Regions from separate parts of the Homo sapiens genome. Here region 1 is linked to region 2. The links are chromatin loops, found by intact Hi-C in ENCODE. Cell type or tissue: ovary. All regions are shown on one strand. Each heading gives the region's core, and the rest is flanking DNA. Links, peaks and the distances in the headings are about the cores only.

Region 1 (8,329 bases), core at 10-8,009, 240 kb before region 2:
CCTGATGGTGGAGCCCACAGCTCCTCCAGCTCCTGCTAGATCTCCTCCTTCAGCTACTCTGAGGCCTGGGCAAAGTACGTGTCCAGCTCTGTAGTCAAGATTCCAGCTTTATGTTTCATGGTCGAGATCGGAAGTGGTGAAAGGCAAACAAGGGTTTTATTTGTCCTTGTGGGCTCCACTTTGGCCTCACTCTCTCCCACATCATGTCCTGCTTTCCTCCGGCCTTTTGGCATTACGGCAACTTCACACCCATCCTCAGATGCAGAGGCAGCAGCCTTCTAGAGATTCTTCACCAGCTTCCACAACTGGATAAGGTCTAATCTCTGCAATCAATCCCTTCCTCCACATCACTCACGGTGGTACCACTTCCCTGACCAAAGCTGGCTGATGCAACAGTGTAGTGCTCCCACCTGTGACCAGGTTACTTGTTTAGATATTTTTATGGGTAAATAGTGCCTGGCACATAGTTGCCCTCAATATATATGTTTGTTGAATTCATACTAATTATCATCATTTAATATGCCTGGTGAGTATCAGGTGCTATGATAGGCACTTTAAATACAGCGAAGAGCCTGGTCTTTGGAGACAGGCCAGACACAGAGCCAGGTTCTGCCTGCTATGAGCTATGGGCATGTGGACACCTGGCTTTACCTCTTAACACCCAGTTTTTACAATATGAAGCTAATAATGGTACCTACCTCCATAGGGTGGTTGTGAGAATGAAATGAAATAGTCCAAGTAAAGTGTGTGGGGTGCACAGTGTGCTCATTTAATGTTAGCTGTTATCATCCTTCACCCCTGTGAAAAAGATTTGTTGAGTATCTACTATGTGCCCTGAATTCACCACAGCCCTGCCAAAGAGACTTACCACCATTGTACAGGTGCAAAACAGTAGCTAAGAGGTTAACTTTCTTGCGGAAGATTGCTTTGTCAGCAAATTATAGAATCAGGATTTGAACCCAAGTCTACACAAACCCAGAGGCCGTGCACTGGCCGCTACTGTGGGCAACATTTCAGGCACTAGAACTAGAATGGAGGAGAGAAGAAGGCTTTGGGGGAAATCCCCCAACCCACGGTTCAGAGAGCAAAGCTGAAGAGGGTGCAGAATGGCCTTTCTCCTTCTTTTGGAAGACCCATAATAACGCTGAGGCCTTCACAACTTATGTTAGTATTTAAAAACCTCTGCTGGCAGAGTTCTCCCTTCCATCACATCTCCATCTTTCCTCCTGTCTGTTTATCTAGAAGCCATAGGATGGACCAGATCCCACCTAACCCACTGGGCTGTTATACACTACACTTAGGGAAAACTCTCCTGGCAGCTCAGCCCCAGCGTCCGTCCCAAGGGGAAGCCAGAGTACTCGGAGTGTGAGGAGAATTCAAGCTTATTCTACAGCAGCCTAAGTTGTTAGGATAACAAGGTGTGGTAACATGACTAACATGACTAGCCTTGTGATTTTCAGCAATGCTTAGCCCCCAAAGACAGAACGCAGCGAGGTTATTTATGGCCTGATCCTGGGGACTGGCTCTCCCGGTGGGAGAATTCATCTACCATGTGTGAATTCAAATGATGGCCCTCTACCTCAGCAAGCCAGTGGTGCATGCTAATTATGTAACTATCTTGGACTTCTGTTTGCTCATCTGCAAAATGGGAATGTGTGGCCTCATCTCCTGAGGCTCTTTGGAAAGAGAAGTTGATACCAAGGGAAGCGCTCAGTCACCAAAGCTGTACCTTCATTACTTGTTAAGGCCCTGAGAAAGTTTGTTTCATCTGGGTGACCTGCTGACCCCCAGAAGGAACCACATAGTCAAGGCTCAGACCTATCCACTATTGTGTCCACTTTTTTAGGTGCTCAAAGGCCTTCACAAAGTGCGAGCCGTTCCCACATGTATTCAGTTTTTGCCATAGCAAATTACCACTAGCTGGGTGTTTTAAAACAACAGCAATTTATTCTCTCACAGTTTTGAGGCCAGAAGTTGAAAATCCAGCAGGGTGTGCTGCCTGCAGTGGCTCTCAGGGAGAACCCCTTCTTTGTCCCTTTCCAACTTCTGCTGGCTGGCAGCATTCCTTGACTTGTGGCCACATCACACTGTCTCCATGGTCACCTTGCCTCCTCATCTTCTGGCAGTCAGATCTCCTTCTGCTTGGCTTTTACAAGGACACCTGTCATTGGAATTAGGGCTCCCCAGATAATCCCAGACGATGTCTTCATCTCAAAATTCTTAAGTTAATTACATCTGCAAAGACCCTTTTTCCTGATAAGCTAACACTGACACTCTCTGGGGATTAGGACATGGACTTACATTCTGAGCGGCTGCTATTCAACCCACTGCGCTACCCTAACCTACAGGAATGTTTCTTCACCCATTTTCACTTGAATCTCAAGTCCAACATTTGCTAATTCCTGAAACTTTAGCAACCTCTTTCTCTCACTGAGGCTCAGTTTCTTCACTTATAATACAGAAGTTATTGCCATATGTTAGAGCTTAAGTGAGTGGTGACGAAGGTGCTGCACTATGGAGGATGCTTCTTCCCACAGAACTTGGTCTTACACTTAAACAATCCTTTCAGTCAATCACCCTCGGCTATTTAATTAGAGAAATTGAATGCTTGGAGAGGTTCAGTAACCTGGCCAAGCCAACTCAGCTGGGTAGAAGTGGACCTGGCTTTAAACCCCAAAGACCATTCTGATCCTCAACCTCCCTAACCCCTTTACCTTCTTAACTGTTCCAGGCCAGTTCAAACGTATTCAATGGAGCTAGATAGAAAATGTCTTCTCAAAGGAAGCTGAAAAGTGTTCTTTTCAGTAGGGCTTTCAGAACCTTCCTCTTCTAATTAGCTTTATAAATGTTCTCTCTTCTCTTTTTACCCTTCTGTGAATGCATTCTAAGTTCTCTGTCATTTTCAAAACACGGTCCTAAGAGTAAACACATTTATTTGGCCATCAGAAATCAGCCATCAACCCTCATTCTATTCACAGTCCCCCTACTAATATAACTCTTGGCAAACTCACCTTTCCTTCCATATTTCAGCTGGCATTCAATCTGTAATGTCTTCTCTCTCTGACCCCTGGTTCTTCTCCCTCTCACCCAAGGATGAATAATAAATGACGGCTCAGTTTGTATTTGCATTCTGGATTATTCCTTCCCAAATGGTCACTTTGCTTGCATCTCTCTTAGAATTCCACACATTAATTTCCAGCTTGCTTTCCTACAGTATCAGAAGTCATGCGAGACTAGGGTTATGCAGCCAGGAACATTTCTGGTTCCTAGTCTTACACAGGTCAGGTAACCCTTTCCTTGATATGACATTTGGGACCAGGCCACCTCAATAGACAAAAAGGGATATTTGTTCCCTGAAACCTCTTTTTTAAAGATGATGCACTCTTGTAATTGTAGATTCCAAGGATCTTTTATAGGGATACCCTTGGGTCAACCTGCAGCGGTCCCATCCCTGAAATCTAAAAGAATATAGATAACACTGATAGGAATAATTCCAAATATTTACATTCCTGGAACGGTAAACCTCAATGCCATATAACTAATTAACACTTGGCTAGTTCACTCTAAGTTGTTGATTCGGCCATTTTCCAAGTACCTGGGGGCGGGGAAGTTACAACTAATCACCACCGCCCTGCTAGAGAGGTCATTGCTCCATAATACATCTAGAAATAGGCAAAGTCACGAGGGCAACCAAAGGGATATCTTCTCAGTAGTGACTCTCATGAACTTGCCGAATGACTTCCACTTAGTGGCCAAGTGGAGCCTGGTGGAAACAAGAGCTGGGCAGAGTTGTCAAGTATGGCAGGACACTTCCAGTCATGTATTCGTATGACCCAGCTGAAGTACCTCTGCCAGCTAGATAGGTCTTCCTTCAGTCAAAGTCATACTTGAAGGTAAGTTTCAATCTCCCAAGGTTTACATTTTTGCCTCTTTACATAGCAGATTCAAATTTTCTGCCTTTGTCATGTTCGGTCCTGCTTACATAATGATTTTTTGTGATGAATATAACCCCATTATTTTATTATTAATCACTAACTCTTGGTAATCATTTTTTTAACCAATGACCAATTGACCAATGCCACCCATATCAACTTCTACTATAGTTTAGTTAGCAAGAATATTCTGTTTTTGGCCGGGCGCGGTGGCTCACGCCTGTAATCCCAGCACTTTGGGAGGCCGAGGCGGGTGGATCATGAGGTCAGGAGATCGAGACCATCCTGGCTAACAAGGTGAAACCCCGTCTCTACTAAAAATACAAAAAATTAGCCGGGCGCAATGGCGGGCGCCTGTAGTCCCAGCTACTGGGGAGGCTGAGGCAGGAGAATGGCGTGAACCCGGGAAGCGGAGCTTGCAGTGAGCCGAGATTGCGCCACTGCAGTCCGCAGTCCGGCCTGGGCGACAGAGCGAGACTCTGTCTCAAAAAAAAAAAAAAAAAAAAAAAAGAATATTCTGTTTTCTTCTCCTCTGGGGCACATGGCAGAGTGAGCTTCTCAGCCATTCTGCATTTGGACACAACTATTGGACTAGTCCTGACGAATGAAATGTAAGCAGAAGTGACTGTGTCACCTCCAGGTTGAGGAGATGGAAGACCTGTTTCAATTCTTCTGTCTCTCCCCTCTCCTGCCACATTATCCAGATGGTACAGCTGCAAGATAGAGAAGCATCCATCAACCCTGAGTCCCTGAGTGACTTTGTGAACCAGAACCTCTCACTAGCCCCCTCTGGATATAGTATGATCAAGAAATAGATTTGTATTATATTAAGCTCCAGGAATGTGGAAAATATTACCATAGTATGTTAACTATCTTGACTAACAGGCTGGAATAAATCAACAACCGCATGTGTGTGAACCATGTGTGGTTAGGGATTTGCCAAGTTCTGATGCATTGAATTGACTTCTGTTCCAATCAGCATAATATCAGTCAATGATTCTAATTCATAGGAGGGCAGGCTGTAACCATAATGATCTTGCGATGAAGTAATATTGCAATCATTTATAATTTATGTAGCACATAATAGTTCTATTTGTTCCAGATAAACGGGTGACAGTGTCTATTGCAACTGATTATCCAGATGAAACACCCCAAAACACGTCTTCCTCTTAAAGTACAGGCATATTTCTCAAAGTACAGGCATATTTATGCTTGTATTTATATTGAATAGCTTATGCAAACTATTCTTATGTGGATGAATCAAGAACATGCTAACAATTTCCCAAGTGGCCTTCGAAAGTGATTGGAGTAGTGTAGGACATCTTGAAACTTGTGTACAAGTCATGATTTAATAGAATTCATTTCCAGACCCTCAACTTTCATATGTGCTCAGTCTTCACGTTCACCGGAGGACAACCCGGGGCAGAGCCTGGAGCCCACCTGCCGCTTCTCCTGTCTCTCAAAGGGGCATCCTTATCCTACACTTCAGCAGAGAAGCACACCTGTCATTCACCCTGCATCCTTCCAGGTCCATATCCCTGTGGTGTGAATGCCCCCAGGACACCAAACAAGGAAATCTAGGAAATACTGGTGCCCAGACAAGGAGACATTTGAAATACAGGTGTCTAGAAAGCCTCTTGAATCGGACAACATATCCCTTCGATCATGTAAAATATATTATTTCTGGTACATTTTATATTAAGAATTACCTCGAAAAGCTCATAATGTAAATATGTTGTTTTGCTCAGTTGTACATTAATAGTATCTGTGATGAAAATTCAATCCAAAAGAAGCGTATAACACAAAGCCTTATGTTTATAAAATTTTTAAATTTTAAATTTTAATTTATAAGCCTCTTTTTGTTGCAGAGTAATATGGTAGCGTGATCAGTAAAAGACTTTCCAGCATAAAAATATATCGTATTAGGGTAAAATTTTAAGAAGGAAATGGAATGTAAATATGTATCCAAGGAGAAAAAGAAATGATGAAAAATCTTTGACTGTTAAAAACAGGGCTTTTATATATCTTTGAATACATAATAGAAGGTATCAAATAGCTGCAGTGTTTATATTTTATTGGAAACTTTAAAAGAGTAATGCAACAATTTTATGTTAAACTGTCAAGATTTATAAAGCACCAGAAATTGCATCATTTACAACCATTTAAAATTATCATGAAACTTTTGGGATGTCAACTTGAAAACGCATGATGAGGCACAGACTTTTTCACAACTCTTTTGGGGGGATCTGCAAGCAAAGCACTGTGGAGGCCCTGGGTCAGCACAGGCTGCAGCCCCGTAAGGTCCTGGCTCGGCAGCCCCGGCCACTGAACGTTGGTTCAGGCTGCTGCTCTTCACAGGGAAGGCCAGGGCTACAGACCTTGGCAGATAAGTAAATGTTCATAAAACAAATGAACATCTCTGCTTTCTCATTCTCACTCTGTCTTCTATCCCCAACATGATCTTGAACAAGATGCCTCCCTTCTTGGGGTTTGTAGTCTTCTTGAGATTCTTGGAGAAAGCAAGCAAGGTGTCCTGTGGTCACATTATCCCAGCGGATATCAAGAATACCCTTAGCGGGCCGGGCGCAGTGGCTCATGCCTGTAATCCCAGCACTTTGGGAGGCCGAGGCGGGCAGATCACGAGGTCAGGAGATCGAGACCATCCTGGCGAACATGGTGAAACCCCGTCTCTACTAAAAATACAAAAAATTAGCCGGACGCGGTGGCAAGCGCCTGTAGTCCCAGCTACTCGGGAGGCTGAGGCGGGAGAATGGCATGAACCTGGGAGGCAGAGCTTGCAGTGAGCCAAGACAGCGCCACTGCACTCTGGCCTGGGCGAAACAGCAAGACTCCGTCTCAAAAAAAAAAAAAAAAAAAAAAAAGAATACCCTTAGCATCACTGTGACCCACACACCCCTAAGCAGTCTTTTTCAACCCAGATTGTTTGGATTTTATTCCACAACAGAGTCACTCAATTTTAAGTATGTTTTTAACCCAGAAAGGCCAAACAGAGCAGGCACTAGGACTTCACTGCCTATTTCTACCCTTTCAATGTTTGAGATGGAATTTTTCTCAGCCTCAGAAGAAATACTTTCAGTTCTGGCCTTCAATCAGGATTTATTGGACAGATCTGATTCTGCTGTATTTTCATTTACAGCCTAGAAGACAAAAGTGTCAGGTATTAGAAAGAACTCTGAGTTTAAAGCTTGTATCTATTACCACTTGGCTGTGTAACTTTAGCCAGGTCTCTTAATGTTCTTTGAGTATCAGTTCCCTCAACCATAAACCAAGGAACTTTCAAGGAATGGATTCTGAGTACAAAGTGAAATGTTAGTATGAAAAAGCTTGTCAAGGAAAAGTATAGACATAGCAGGGTACTTATTACCACAAAGATGGAATTTTCTGTCATCTTTGACAATCCATTGAAGCACCCAATAATCTTTCTTGGTCCAACCTGAATATCATTAACCACAATTCCAACCATTTTCTTTTTGTCTTTTATTCCTCTTTGGAAAAAGAGACTAGTTGGTCACCATCTCTTATGTAAGAATTAATTGTCTATTTGAAAAGAGGATGCTTAAAACCAGTTCTTCAGAAGTGAAAGTCAAGGTATTCGACATCTCCACATCACCCAGCCTACCGCTTAGACTTTGATAACAAAATTCTCTCACATTTCTTATAAAAGTCTAATTAAATCTCAACAATTTTATCCATGTAACCATTTTCTGCTTGAAAATTTCCCTTAAAACTCTGAAAGTAAATCCTATAGGGGAGGTAGTTAGATCAGCTACATTATTTGCTGTCACTTCTATGCATTTAGTGAAGGCTCACCAAGATGGATGTTCTGCAGAGAGCAGTTCAATGTTAAAAGAGTTTGGGAAGCACAGAGCTAAGAACATTTCCTATCACACAAAGACCTCATTTAAGCCATCTTTGATAGTTTCTACAATACCCAAATCATGAATGTTAAAAACAGAAACAAACGAACAAAAAAAAAATAGATGGAGTTTTGCTGTCCATCCTCAAAGTCTTAACTCTCTCCCTGCTGAAGTCATGGGTGTGCCACAGCTGGGTAGAAAAGTACCTGGATGGGAAAGCAAGTTGAATGAAGAGGTGATGACTTGAAAGAAAAATCTAGTGCCGTCAGGCTTTCCATGGCATCCAAGTAGATGCATTGGTCTCTGCCATCCTCCATCTCCTCTTTGCATAAATCCTACCCCCATCCCCATCTCCAGAAGCACTCTCTCTACATATATAGGCAGCCAACACTGACATGATGCCCCACAGGAACCCAAGAACTGTAATCCCAGCTCAGGCACAGGGATGCTCACCCCTATGGCCCAATGGTCCAAAATCATCCCTTATTCCTTCTCCCCTCCCACACCCAAACTGCAGAC
Region 2 (8,329 bases), core at 207-8,206:
GGTTTCGTTCAACTTCCTGTTGGTGGGAGTGTGGGCGGGGCTTTGCAGGACACACAGCTAATTGAGCATCACGGTCACCTGGGCGCCTGCCTCTGGTACCCTCCCCCTTCTCCCTTTCATGCCCCATTTTCGTCATTTCACTCCTCCCCAGACAGAGCACCGGACCTTTGTATTTTTCCGTTGTTCTGGGAGAAAACCAGTGATGATAAGAGTTGAAACCAGTGGTTGGTGTGAGGCTCTGGGATCACTGATGCCCCCTCATTCGTGCTCCGACCCCTCTCGCCCTGGGTGACTGAGACTGACCGTGTCCCCAGGCCTCCCGTGGTGTTGGCTTTCAAGGGCCGGAGCATGGGCTAAGGCATCCCAGAGAGAGCTTGCATCCTGGACACTGGGATGGGAGGTGGCAGGACAGAGGGAGAGGATGGCCAAGCCTGAGAGCAAGCTCAAGAGCAGGGGTAGGCGAGCGTTTCCTAAAGGGGCGGATGCACATGTTGGTTTTGAGCTTCATGAGACTCAGCCCTGCTGTTGTAGCAAGAAAGCAGCCATGGGCGATCTGTGAGCAAATGCAGGTGGCGTTGCTCCAGTAAAACCTTTGAATACTGAAATGTGAATTTCATATAAATTTCACGTGTCATGAGATGTTATCAATCTTTTGACTTTTTTTCCCCAACCACTTGAAAATGGAAAAGCCAGTCTTAGATCAAGGGCTCACATGAATCAACAGTGAGCCAGGCTTGGCCTACGGGCTGTAGTTTCCAGCCCCTGCTCCAGAGGCAGCGGGACAACCGTGCGGGGAGGCGGCCCTGGAGGGAAACCACCCCAGCCTTGAGAGAAGCTGGAGAGCACGTGGCCTCTCCAGGGTCCCTCCAGGGTCCCTCGAGGGACCCTCTCATAACCCACTGGGCCACTTTGGTCCTATTCTGTCCAGACCACATTTGCTCACATGTCTTCACAGATTGTAAAATCACTGAGAACAAGTTTGGATTAGATGTGGTAGCAATCAATTACTCAGAGATTTATATTTTATAATGTATTTGTTGACTTAACTCATTCACCCCCATTTTCTCAATGATTCTATTACCTTTTTACCCCGTGTGTAGTTTTATATGCCATCCCAAACCCTCCATGAAATGAAGCAGGGCAGAAACGAACTGACCTTCTAGAGGCTCCTGCTGGGGCCCCCGCTCCCGCCGTGCTTGGCTCACCCTTGCTCCCCCACTGTGATCAGGGCCCAGTTCCTCCTTCCTCACTCTGGACAGCTCTGACCATGCAGCCTGAACTGTGTCGGGTTATGGGAGGGCACTAGGCCAGAGACCCTGCCTGGTGTGGTGCCTGGCACACAGCAGACACTGGGTAACCGTGTGGAGAACTGAACTGGCCTGAGAGTGAGGGCTGGAGGCAGCAGGCGCTAGACTGGGAGATGAGTGGAAGACAGGGCGGCGGAGAGTCTGGGGCTAATGCCATTTGTTCAGCTGTCCGACCCTCTGTCCGTCCATCTGTTTTTGCTGTTTTTAAAAAAACTTACTCATTTAACAACTCTAGAGCAGTTATCTATTGCTGCACACAAACTATGGCAAAAAGAGTGGCTTACAAGCAGAAGACTTAAAATCTGGCAGTTTCTGTGGGTGAGGGATCTGGGTGCGGCTGGCTCAGGGTCTTGCACAGGCCACAGCATCAAGGTCCCCAGGGCTGCTGTCATGTCATGTCCAGGCTTGACTGGAGAAGGATCTGCATCTGGTCACACGTTGGCAGCATTGAGGTCCTCCAGGGCTGTGAGGCGGAGGCCTCCTCTCCCATCACAGGGCAGCTCACAGCAAAGTTCACAGTGCAGCTCACAGCTCAAAGTTCCTTCATCAGACCGAGCAAACCAAGGTGGAAGTCACAGTCTTTTGAAACCTGATGTCAGAAGCGACACCCCATCACTTTTACCATATTCTGCTTGCTAGAAACAAGTTACTATGTCCAACCTATACTCAAGAGGAGGGGCTTACACAAGGGCAGGACTCCCAGGAGGCCGGGATCATTGTGAACCACTTTAGAGTCTGCCCACCACCAACTCCCACCAACCGACCCAAACCTGCCCCTCTTCCCCAAACACACAAGTGCCATCGAGGGCCACAGGGCCTGGCCTCCCCTAACTCATTCATTCCTCACTGCTCCTCCCTGCTTATCTCTAGGCCTCCAGTGTGGCTGAAGGACAGAAGCCCCAGCATCTGGGAGCTTGTTAGAGATGCAGATTTGCCAGGGTCCCACCCCAGACCTAGGGACTCAAGCACTCTGGGGTTGGGGTCTGGCAGTCTGCTCAAAGGGGCCCTCCAGGTGACTGGGTGCATGGTGGGTTGAGAACCCTCCCCAGGCCTCCTGGCTGCTGTGGATCTCAATGCACTTTAGCTGGCTGCTGTCACTTTCCTGACTAGGCAAATATGTCAAAGGCTTCCAGCGACTCCTTGTCCCTGCTAGGGCTTACCCAGGGGCCTGGAGAGAGAAGCCTGTTGAGCTACAGATGCAAAGATTCTTCCCAGACAAAGTCCTTGCACACCCTCCTCCCCGTAGTCAGTGAGTGGGGAAACCACAAGGGCCTCATCTGCAGCCAGCCCCAGGGAGTGGCTGCTTGGCTCTTTCTTGGCACCGGCGGTGTTCCAGGCCTGCTGATTAGACATTTGGCCTCTCTTCCAGGCCAGGGCTCATTCTTATAAGAGTTATGGATGACAAGATTGCAACCCTCGATGTGGGGCCTAGAAAGAGAAGCAGACAGCTGGGGACAGGCAATGACAGTGGCTTTGTGGAGCTTTGTAATATTTATAGTGGATCTGTCACCCTGAATCTGGGGACTCCGATTCCTGTCATTTGCTTCTGGGCGGCACCCACCCATGGAAGCTTCAAAGTGGATCTTCAAGGGGCAGCAACTGCAGCCTAGAAAATCCGAGGCCCCATCCCAGCACCTTTCCCTGAGGGACCTGGATCTCTCAGAGCACAGCACCCTGCTCCCTCCACACCCCAGCCCAGTGAGCCGGACCAGGCAGGCCCTCAGAGCAGGGCATCCCTCTCTGTCGTCAGGGGGCATCAGGCATGCCTTTCTGGGCCTCGGCTCCTGTTTCTCTGAATCCCTCTCACCTTCCCTGCCGCCTGCGGCCCGCCCAGCCCAGGCTCCTCATCTTCAAGTCACTATCCCAGCCTGGCACGTGTTGCCATCCTTTCCACTCTGGGCAGCCTGCCTTGGCCATCTTCCGGGACACCACATGCCCTGGCAGCGGTGCTCCTTCTACCTTCCTGGCGTCCCAAATGGCCCTGCTCCACTGGGCCCTCCAGGAATAGAATTAATCCTGTCGTGGTCAGAGGCAGGCTCTTCAGGTGGCTTTCTGGGGAGTGCAGTGCTGCCCCACCCCCACCCCGCTCCTCCACGTACCTCCCAGGCACCCCTGAGTGTCCAAAACACTCCTTAAGAGACTGCAGCCTGGAGGACGGAGGGGCAGGTGAGGCTGCACAAGCCAGGAGCAGACAAAAGGAAACTGATCCCGACCCGAGCCAGACACAGGGACTTGAGTGTCCACACCCCTTAGGAGGATGAGCTCCCATCTTTAGAGAAGAAACGGAGGCTGTCCCCAGGTAAGGAGGCCATGGGACATTTACTCCATCTGTCATCAGAGTCAAGAGCACCCCTTCTCTCTGGGCACAGCCTCCCACAGCCCTGCAAATTAGTCCAGGCCTGGGAGGGACTACCCAACCTCTCATCACTTGGTCGCCTGCCTCTGCCCCCATCTGCTTCCCCCGCAGGCTTCTGGGTGGTGCTCACAGGACCTCCTCCTCCTGGCCTCCCTCCAGACTCGAAGGCCAGGCAGGGGGGGTCCTCGACTCTTTTGACCCAGCCCCAGAGTTCAGGCAGCCCACGGGCCACTGCTTATTTGTGAATTGTCCCCCATGAAAGGGGGGCTGGGGTGGTCAGGCCCCTGCATCGTGCTATGCTTTGGGTGCCACTCCACGGGCGGTCTGGGGCTCCTAAATCGACAAGGCATCCCACGTCGACGTTTGGACCTTCGCTTTGCAGGTTCAGGGACTGTATTTGAGTCGGGGATTTGCCCTGACAAAGTTCAAAAGAAACTATCAGCCAGGAATTGTGTTCTGCTGCCAGAAGAGAAGTGGCTTAAACAACTAAAGGTTTATTCTCTCATAAAAGAATGGATGAAGGCAGCCTGGGCCCAGCCTGTCCCCATCCGCACGATCCCAGCATAGCTGGAGGGGCTCCTGCCTTCGAGTCCACTTCCCAGAGCGCAAGAGCGAGGATGGGGAAGAGGCAGGAGGCCTTGGGCCCGCTTCCCGGAAGTCCCTCCCAGCGGCTCTGCTCACATTCCATTGGCCAGTCCCTGCCGCAAGGGCTACTGGGAAATGTAGTCTTTTCGCTGAGCACATGGCTGCCATAATTAAAGTCAGGCTGCCTAACTAAAGAAGACGGGGAGAATGGATATTTTCTGCCAGAGTGACAAATCCTAGAAAAATCAAGCTAGTAATTTATGGAGGGGGATACATTTTTCTAGTGTCCAGGATACACATCCTTGCTCTCAGGGACCTCTCTTCTCAGAATCCAGGGTCTAAACCACAGGGTTGTTGGTGAATAAGCCTAGAATTAGGAAGGAGAATGGGACAGGTTTGTAGGAATTAAGACCAGCCTCGTCAGAAGCCTTGTCTGCACCCCGCTGCACTTTCCCAGGGAGCAGAAGACTCGGGTCATTCATTCCCTCACACATTCCTTCAGCAAATATGCATGGAATAATAACTGTGAACAGGACATGGTGTGGTGCTGTGGGACAGAAGTGGATTTCTGTCCCCTAGAATCCTGCTGTCAGGTGAGGGGGTGACGGAGGGGACACACACACACACACACACACACACACACACACACACACACAGTAACTAGAATAGCAAAAAGCGAGCCCCAGCTGAGAGAGTTTACTCCAGCTGGAGGCACCAGGGAGAGCTTCAGGGCTGCGCCGTGAAGAACAGGCAGGATTTCAATGTCTTTCACATTCCCATGTGCTGTTGTGTCCCTGGAATGCCCTTGACCCTCCCTGCTGTCCCGCTGCCATGTCCACTGCCTTCTTTCATGCAGCCTGCCAGGGCTTTAGGTTGCCACTCCTTTCCACCACCGTAGGAGGTGCCGGTTTTCAGCCAGCCATGTCTGAGAGTTTGTGTGTTCCCTGCCTGTCCATGCAAACTAGTCTGAAGCTCTTGATTCGTGTCCATTTCATTCATCTTTGCATCAGACTCACCTGGTGAGTGCCTTATGAATAAAAGGTATTATGAAATAGTTTTTGGTGGTCAGGCCATTCCAGGTAAAGAACTAGCAGAGTGTAGACAGACAAGTGTGAGCACCTTTGTCTGAATCTGTTTTCCTGCTGCTTACTTTTGTAATTGACCCTCCATTTTTAGATTACAATTTGCCATGCATTTTTAGTGGGTTGCATCCTTACGTTTTAATTTTATAAGTCAGCCATTTCCACTTACACAGGAAATACTGTAGGATGTAAGGACTATGTTTTGTTATTTAAGTCCAATTTGGAAAGTAATACTTCCTGACTCCATCCCAGATTCCTGGTGTGGGCGCATCTGGGGACCTGTGGCCCCATATTGGCTGATTATAAGTCACAGCATTATGAACCATGGGCATAACAGTTCTGGGGTTATTGTCCTGAAGCTGCACCATCATCTCTTATTTGAGAGAGAACTTCTCTGGTTGTTCATTGGGTGTTCAGGAGTTGTGCGTTCTGCCTAGCCCTTGTCTGGAATACATCTCTGTTCCCTTCAGAAGGCTTGCTGGAGTCTACTTGGCTGCCCAGGGCAGGCCCCAGGTGGGCACCCAGACAATGCCTGGCTTTCCTTGAGATTGGCCAGGCCCATGTGCCTCAGCTCCTGTACCAGCCTTGCATTTCTTTTTATTGGTAGTTATCACACATGTCATCATTTTGGGCCCTGGCAGCTAGAAAGCTCTCCATGAAGAACCTGACGTGGCCATCAGCTTGGTTCCCACCTCCCTTCCCTATCAACATTCCACACTGACTGAGTATGTCCAGGTACCAAGACACTTTGGGGAATTCAGAGATGAGTAAGACATGGTCCTGTTCTCATACAGTTTTCAACCAAATATCTTATCAGGCAGAGTGAGACTAGGACTCCACAGGCTGCCGGTGTGCAGAGGAAGGCCTTGTTCTGGCTGGGAAAGTTAGAATAGAAAGACTTCCCAGCGAGGGTGAGGAAAGAAGTTCCTTGGCATGAGGACAGAGGAAGGGTAATCGGCAGGGAGAACAGCCAAGCCGGACCCCGGACCTCTCCTCCTAACGATGGCTGCCATTTTTCAAGTATTTACTGGGAGCCACACGCCGGACACACGCTATCCCCAATTTTTAAAGACAGCCTACATTAAAGTCGAAATCCAACACCAAAGCCCAAGCTCTGCCACCCTGACATGCTGGGAAATGGCAGACTCAAGAGGCCAAGGCAGGTACAGAGGCCATGAGAGGTGGCAGAGTGGAGGGCCTGAGGCCATTCTCAGCCAGCTAGGGGGCCGCTGCTTGGCACAGGGCACAGAAGCCACAAAGTGCTGGCTGATGGACAACAAAAGGGGAGCCGGGGGCAGGAGGGAGGGTCCTGTTTTATTTTTTGGAAATGAAGGCAAGAGTGACCCATCCATGTTGCATTTGAGTAAGATGACTCTGGCAGTGCCACAGGGACAAGAGGAGAGGTCAGTTAGGAGGGCAGGTGGGCAATGGAGACAGGGCAAGGGATCCGGTTAGGTCATTGTCATGGAGGGGACAAATGACCGATCCACAGGGCACACTGATTGTGGGAGGTGATGGAGGGACAGCAAAAGCCACAGCAGCCCTCTCACACTGGGAAGATGAGGACACCAGCGTGCATGAGACAGGCGCTGCTTCTGACCTTGACCTGCAGAAACGTGTTTTATATCTGACCCAACACACACACACACACACACACACACACACACACACACACACACAGCATATAAAACAAATCCAGTTTCATAAAACATTCTTTAACCTTGCTGCAAGTGATTCACACAGAATTGTTCCAAGGAATTCTGTACCATTAAAAAAATCACATTGCAGCCTCTACGTTGGTCTCATAGTCAGCTAGCGGGTGACTCCTTCCAGTTGAGGAAGCACCAGGCTGGACGGTGAGGAGGGAGCCAGGACCGGACAGGGGCGTGGGTGGAAGGGTTCAGCTGGATTATGCTGAGAGGCAGTCAGAGGGAAAGCCCAACTGGCACCAAAAGCCTCGACCTGAGCTGAATAAATAGTGCTGGACTCGGAAGGCTCCATCCTGCTCCATCTCTCTCCCTCCCTCTCTCTCTGCTGTCCCTCTCTCACAGACGGGAAGATTTCTGGGGGAGGTGGATGGTGCTGTCCTGACCCAGCTGCTCAGCATGGGGGTGTTCAGCCAGTAAGTGGGGCACACTCCTCCCCAGTCCAAATAGACACAGCAAACCGAGAGCTGACGCTAAGTGGTCCTGGCGGATCTCAGGATCCTGACCTCCAAAACCCACAGTGGGTGCCCCCAAAGAGCTGCAAAAGCAACCTTTATGGAGCCAGGGCGTCAGCATGATGTGGGGAGGGCGTAAGGGCATGTGGGCATCCCTGGGAGGGGCTCCGCAGCTCAGACCCTAGAGGGAAAACCGTCCAACTCCGAGGGCAAAAGCCATTTGCTCTTCATTGTCTTTAAACCATTCCAAGTGCAGAAATGTAATTTTCAGCATGAGCTGTATTCTGATCTGCTGTCCTAGCTCAGGCGCCCTTGGGAATTGCGGTAAACGGATGCTCTGCTAGTAAAGCCTCCTGAGGCAGGGGCAGGGGGTGGGGGTGGCTTTGGACTCATCACAGCCCGCTTCTGATTTTCAGAGTGACTATGTATGACTATCAGGCCATGTGCAAACCCTCGAGTCACCACCACAGTGCAGCCCAGCCCCTGGTCAGCGTGAGTGTCACCCAGCCCTTCCCTCTGCCAGCCAGCCAGCCAGTCCTCTGCCCTGTCCTGGAATGAGGTCACTGGTCCCTGTTCTCACCCACCTTGGGTGTCTGGCCCCAGGGCCCTACCTTGACCATCTCCATCTTCTGCTCAGAGCCACTGCTCTCAGTCCCACTCCCAGGCAGGCCTCTGGGTCTGGCTTTGGGGCTTCAGAGGGACTGCTCTGGTAGTTGTGACACAACAGTGCCTCTGGCGGAGACAGAGAGAGCAGCCTGCCCCAGCCTCAGCCCCTGACACTGCCGCTTGATCACCAGGGATCCTCAGCAGTGCAGCACCAGGATGAGGGCTTGACTCG

What was found. Peaks named below come from ENCODE experiments on the same cell type or tissue, not always from the same donor. Only the 100,000 strongest peaks of a DNase experiment are listed, where the experiment ranks them.
Region 1: a loop joins it to region 2, with 3 times the contacts of the local background. A loop is called at or near these places in 84 of 110 quality-filtered maps.

The regions. Positions count from the first base shown.
Region 1 is chr12:2,039,756-2,048,084 of GRCh38, reverse strand. It overlaps a transcript of CACNA1C not described here. Among named protein-coding and RNA genes, the nearest start is that of CACNA1C-IT2, 4.4 kb to the left of the region's middle. In ovary, for the core only: no CTCF peak of the experiment used is centred there; no DNase peak of the experiment used is centred there.
Region 2 is chr12:1,800,697-1,809,025 of GRCh38, reverse strand. It overlaps CACNA2D4 (calcium voltage-gated channel auxiliary subunit alpha2delta 4), which reads left to right. Exons shown (of 38, transcript NM_172364.5): 30 at 7,382-7,452; 31 at 7,908-7,983. LOC105369602 (a long non-coding RNA gene) reads right to left here. Exons shown (of 4, transcript XR_931549.3): 1 at 8,103-8,329; 2 at 3,115-3,323; 3 at 2,468-2,735; 4 at 1,529-1,896. Among named protein-coding and RNA genes, the nearest start is that of LRTM2, 16 kb to the left of the region's middle. RefSeq lists a silencer at 4,291-4,450 and enhancers at 4,189-4,483, 3,611-4,533. In ovary, for the core only: no CTCF peak of the experiment used is centred there; DNase peaks (open chromatin) are centred at 3,915, 4,335 and 8,112.